2 separate regions of the Homo sapiens genome follow, and region 2 is linked to region 1. A link is a loop called in an ENCODE intact Hi-C map of the cell type or tissue named here. Cell type or tissue: GM12878. All regions are shown on one strand. Each heading gives the region's core, and the rest is flanking DNA. Links, peaks and the distances in the headings are about the cores only.

The links. Peaks named below come from ENCODE experiments on the same cell type or tissue, not always from the same donor. Only the 100,000 strongest peaks of a DNase experiment are listed, where the experiment ranks them.
Region 2: a loop joins it to region 1, with 5 times the contacts of the local background. A loop is called at or near these places in 2 of 110 quality-filtered maps.

Annotation. Positions count from the first base shown.
Region 1 is chr15:69,393,047-69,395,951 of GRCh38, forward strand. All of the region lies in intron 6 of PAQR5 (progestin and adipoQ receptor family member 5), which reads left to right. Among named protein-coding and RNA genes, the nearest start is that of KIF23, 20 kb to the right of the region's middle. In GM12878, for the core only: a CTCF peak has its summit at 1,747; no DNase peak of the experiment used is centred there.
Region 2 is chr15:69,034,651-69,037,555 of GRCh38, forward strand. It overlaps SPESP1-NOX5 (SPESP1-NOX5 readthrough), which reads left to right. Exons shown (of 17, transcript NR_033672.2): 7 at 704-857; 8 at 1,108-1,286; 9 at 2,378-2,560. It overlaps NOX5 (NADPH oxidase 5), which reads left to right. Exons shown (of 16, transcript NM_024505.4): 6 at 704-857; 7 at 1,108-1,286; 8 at 2,378-2,560. Among named protein-coding and RNA genes, the nearest start is that of NOX5, 21 kb to the left of the region's middle. RefSeq lists an enhancer at 1,431-2,630. In GM12878, for the core only: a CTCF peak has its summit at 1,211; no DNase peak of the experiment used is centred there.

The DNA of each region.
Region 1 (2,905 bases), core at 285-2,784:
TGAGGGGTTTCCAGGCATATTAGCAGCAACTGAAGTGGGAGCTGAGGGGAGAGGGAGGTGAGGGGCTATGTTGGAATCAAAAAGGAGGAAGGGGGCACATGCCACACTCTTGCACCCAAAGGTAGAGTGGGCATGTGGCCCTTCCAGTGCCCTTTGTACCTCGTCCTCGCTCCACGTTCCCTGACCCATGGTTTTGCTGCTCTTACAAGGCCTGTCCTCCCCTCTCTTCATTCCCTGTCTCTGCCTTTGGTGTCTGGAGAGTGAGAAAGCTGACTCGTGTGCAGAAGTGATGCTGGCCCTGAGTAATTTCAGAAGAAGTGGGTAGAGAGGAGGGTGTGGGTATCTGGAGGCCTGAATTTCAACCCTGCTCCCCCAGACTTGCTGTATGGCCTCAGGGCAGTCACTGTCCACTCTGGGCCTCAGGGTCTACGTCTTCAATGAGGGCATCTGAGACAATACCCTCTGGGTCCTCTCTGGTTTGGGCATCGTGCAATGTCGATGCCTTAGTGTCTTCTCCAAGCTTCCTTTCCCAGCTGTCTTCCTCCCCCAGGCTCCACCCCTGCCTCTCCCTCCTGCTCCATCCGGCTGCAGTTGGGCAGGAGCGGGAGAGAACCACCTTCCCCTCCAGGGAGGGGAAGACCTCCTGGGGGAGACCAGGAACCTCAGTATTTGCTTGACAGTTATCTGATGCTTGCCCGAAAATCAGGGTTGAAATGGCATTCGTTCCATTACAAGGCAGACCATTAAGGCCAATCTCAACATAGAGAGCTTTGTCGTCCCCTGAGTGGTTTTTGGTTCTTATTGTCATGGACTTTGGTTCAAATGAAAATGTTCCAGAAAACTGCCTTCTCATTCTGTAGCATTTGAGAGGGGAAATGAGAGAATGCGTGCCCTCTTCGTGGTTCTTGGAGCAAGGTGGGGGTGGCCGAGGCCCTGGCCTGCTCATGCCTGCACAGGAAACGGCTGCCACTCCCTTCAGGAATGTCAGTTACACAGCAAGTACTGTATGGACAAATCACTGTCCATCTCCTTCCAGTGCATCCAACCATTGATTGTTTTTTTTTTGTTTTTTGTTTTTTTTTTTTCAAAGAGCTGCTGAGTGAAAAACCTCCTGGTCAGAGCAGTGAGGGCGAGAGATTAATTTTCACCCATGAGCTCTGCTCTAAGGACAGCTTAGAGGCAGTTGCTGAGGCAGTTCAGAGGGGTGGAGCTGACCTGGAAGGGGTTTGAGGTCAGCGCTGGAGGTAGAAGGCTCAGCAGACATGGTTCTCAGACAGAGGCTTGGCCAGAGGATAAAGTGCTGCTATAGCCAGTTAGGGGCATGGGGAAATGTCTACATCCCTGCAGTTCTCCAAAATAAGACAACTCCTACACAATAAAACAACCATAACTACCGCCCCCATGTACACACACACGTGCACTCGTGCGTGCGCCTCTGCAATAGAATGATTTTTCCAAAGGCCCGCTAGTTTCAAGCCCTAGTTCCGGAATTCCAGTTGCCAATCCTTCCAGCTTTTTTGTCAGATTGTGTTGAATCGACCCTTTCTTAACGAAGGCTTCTCCCGTAACCCAGTGTGTCCTGCCAACCTCGTTCTGAGCAGAGACCTCACTTCCTCTATAGCAGCCCCTTAGCCCTCTGGTGCGGGACTGCCCTAAGCCCGAGCAGGCTGGGCTGTGGGGCCGCACGTGGGGCGCCTCTGAGGATGCTGCGGCTGTGGTTCTGCTCTGGCTGTGGCGACATCGCGTGGCCTAATGCGGAACTGCAACTTGGTAGCGGACGGCCCCTCTCCCGAGCTACTGGCCCTTCTGCCTTTTTCTCTCTGTTGCTGTCTCTCTTCTCTTCTGCTTTTTCTCCTTCTCTTTTCCCTCTAGACCCGGCTTTGCAGCTGGAGAGGCTGGTCCGTTTGCCCCTGGGGAAACACTTTATCAGGCCGAGCGAAATGTTGTCTCAAGTCACAGAAAATCCATGCTTTGGGGGATGGCCTTCGCCAGCCACAGCCAGATTTCTTCGCGTGTAAGTGGCCACAGGGGCCCTTTAAGAGCGAGCCTCTCAACCTGGAGACGGCAGGCGGTGGCAGGGCACAGGGCAGGAGGGGGCGGCCTGCCGCGGCAGGGCAGGGTCTGCCGGAGGACTAAGAAGGCCGGTGAGGCAGATACCTGGCTCTCGGGATAGCAGGAGTGTGTGCCCTCTGCTCCAGGGGCAGAGCGGGCAGGGAAGGGTGAAGGCCGGGCGGGGTCTGAGTCTGCGCAGCCTACTGCCTGAGACAGAGGGGGTGACACTTGGGGGCCAGAAAGCCCAGGGTTTAAATCCTAGCTCTGCTTCTTATTGGCTCATCTGACTTCAGGCAAATCACCCAGAACCTATTTGTTCCCTCCTGTTCCTATTATCTGGACCAACATAGATACAAGGTGGGGATGGGGAGAGAATGGAGCTCCACGATGCATGTGTTTTTAAAAGCTGCTGTTTAGTCTGTGCGACTGTGCCATGCACAGTTCTAAACACCTCGGGAGCATCGTTTCATCAAATCCATACAACGAGGCTGTGACAAGGCACAGTCATTGTCCCTGTGTTACACATGAGGATCAGGAGGTACACAAAGGTTAGTGACCTGCCGAGGTCACGTGGTTGTGAAGGGCAGGGTCAGGATTTGAACCCAGTGTGTCCCAATCAAGCTCTCCACATAAAATCACAGTGCTGCGCTGCCTCACCTCTCCGGGAGTTTGGTTCTTTTTCGGGGGGGATGATGCATCCTAGTTCCTTCTCCTTGAGCTTCTCACCTGGTACATGCCATGTACCATGTATGACTTACAGGCAGGGTCAGGAAAGAAGAAACACGAAAGTGGGCTGGAGTGAAGTTGGGGTTTGTCTTGGGAGGCTGTGGGGCTTCTCCGGGCACACAGTGGT
Region 2 (2,905 bases), core at 180-2,679, 360 kb before region 1:
ATTTGGCTCCTGCAAGGCACCTCGAGAACTAACACAACACGTGCCCATCTGACATATGGACTAAATGAGGGCACCAAGTCAACAGAGATATTTTATTTATTTATTTATTTATTTGAGACATGGTCTTTGTCACCCAGGCTGGAGTGCAGTGGACTGATCATAGGTTGCTGTAACCTCAAACGCCTGGGCTCAAGCAATCCTGGGCTCAAGCAGTCCTCCTGCCTCAGCCCCCTAAGTAGCTAGGATTACAGGTGTGTGCCACCATGCCCAGCTAATTAAACAATTTTTTTTTTCTATAGAGACAGGGGTCTCGCTGTGTTGCCCAGGCTGGTCTCAAACTCCTAGGCTCCAGTGATCCTACTGTCTCAGCCTTCCAAAGTGCTGAGATTAGTGGAGTGAGCCACTGCGCCTGGCCCATATATTAAATATTAGTAAAAGCATAGATGTTTCTCATGTGTTTAGACAAAAATTAATACAAATAGACATTCTGTAACTTTCTCTTCCCGCCACAATTCTGGAGATCCTCCTCTAGAGACCCCAGGTATGAATCCAGGGAAGCAACAAGGCATGGGGGCAGGGGACTTTGGTGAGTGTCCTGTTCAGAAAGCACAGCTAGCTCAGGAGGATGCAGGGAGGTGGCTGGGAAAAGAGGACAAGGCAGACAGAGAGTGAGGCAGGGCTCTCTCCCACTCTGCCTGGCCAGGTGCTGATGCTCAGACGCTGCCTCACCTGGCTGCGGGCCACGTGGCTGGCTCAAGTCCTACCACTGGACCAGAACATCCAGTTCCACCAGCTTATGGGCTACGTGGTAGTGGGGCTGTCCCTCGTGCACACCGTGGCTCACACTGTGAACTTTGGTGAGTGATCTGGGGCAGGGTTGGGTCGGGGAGAAGCTTGAGCAGCCTCAAGCCCAGAATGCAGGGCCCAGCCCCTGTGTGTACTGCCTGCCCAAAGGGCAGAGAAGGGGTGCCCTGGATAAGCCAACGCTCTGGACAAAAGTTTCTGCCCGTGCTAGTATCTGATGGTGCAGGGTGGGGATCCCAATGGGAAGGTGGAGTGGGAAGAGCTGGTCTTGCAGTCACTCAACCTTTCTGAGCTTGTTTCCAGTACTCCAGGCTCAGGCGGAGGCCAGCCCTTTCCAGTTCTGGGAGCTGCTGCTCACCACGAGGCCTGGCATTGGCTGGGTACACGGTTCGGCCTCCCCGACAGGTGTCGCTCTGCTGCTGCTGCTCCTCCTCATGTTCATCTGCTCCAGTTCCTGCATCCGCAGGAGTGGCCACTTTGAGGTGCCCCAGTTGCTGCCCTTTTGCTTCCCCCAAGGCCAGGGTCCTACTTTCATTTCTTTCTGTGTCCCCTCTGATTTACTCCAGAGCCCAGGAAGGTCCCAAGCTGGTCTGCATATTATTTGCATGTGATTTGGGACCTGCTGCTGTGTTCTGCCACTGGACTGTAGTTTATGTCTGCCAAGTGTAGATGTTTTGCTGCGGAAGAGTCTGCCTTTTTGCTGGCTTATCCCTTTAGCCTATTTGGATTAAGTTGGGCTTAAAACAGTACAGGGAGGGGAAGGAACATAGGCTCAGCAGGTTTTGAATCCCCACTCCACTGCTTACTGGTCGCTCAACCTTTCCAAGCCTCAGTTCTCTCATCTGTAAAATGGAGGTGTAATTCTCTATGTTATTTTAGGAATTATAGGCGATAATACATGTAAAACCACTAACTACATCCTAGCACATAGGTGCTCTGAAAATGTTAGTTCCATCTTTGCTTCTGTCTCTCCAGCCTCCTCAAGATGCAGAAAGTCACAGAGGACTTGGTTTGGAGAGCTTGACTATCTTGTGGCCTGACCACATCAGAAATAGACATATACTGAGCACGTACCTACTCTGGGCCAGCAACAAGCCTTTGAAGTAGGAATCAGAATCCTCATTTGACCCATGAGGAATTTCACACTCAGAAAAGTAATGAAATTGCCCAAGATCACAAAGCTTCAGAAGGTGCTAAAATTGTCTTCTGCTATTTCTTCTCCACTCCCAGGAAGCCATTGCTGTCTTTCCTTTCTTCCTTCTGAGAATGGGTCGGGGGTAGCGATACTGATGCTCATGATCCCTGTGGGGGCAGTCCACTCTGCCCAGAACCTCCCCAGGCAGATATTTCAGATGTTTGCCTCTGGTATCAGGAATCTTCCCTTACAGCCTCCTTTGGCCAAGCACCCAGAAAAAGAAGCTTCCCAGCCCCAACATCTTACCCAACTCCATCCCCGGGAGAGAGTCAAGGCTCTGAGCACTGCCCTGGCTTTGAGGATAACCCTGAGTCCTGGCTCTGTTCCACCCCCCAGGCCTTGAGCTCTGGAAGTTGACTGCCCCCCCTACCCCCATAGGTGTTCTATTGGACTCACCTGTCCTACCTCCTCGTGTGGCTTCTGCTCATCTTTCATGGGCCCAACTTCTGGAAGTGGCTGCTGGTGCCTGGAATCTTGTTTTTCCTGGAGAAGGCCATCGGACTGGCAGTGTCCCGCATGGCAGCCGTGTGCATCATGGAAGTCAACCTCCTCCCCTCCAAGGTACAAAGGTGGGGGATGGGGAGGTGCTTTTCCAACTCACCCCAAGGGACAGTTTGTGGGGTGGAGCAGCTGGATACCCTGTCAGACCCCCAAGGAAATAGAGAATAGTGTAGCTGCAGCCCCATTGCTATGGAGGAGAGAAGCAAAATGCAAGACCCAGTCCAGCCCTCCAGGAGGGAAGCTTTAGGAAGATGAATGGCAGGGCAGGCAATAAACCTCTAAAATCCGATTTTGGGGAGAACAGTCTCCTTCAGCTCAGTAAGCGTTTATTAGTGCCTACAGGGTGCCAGGCCCTGAACTAGGTTACAGAGAAATAGAGAAGGTTCTGCACTGTCCTGCTTTCTA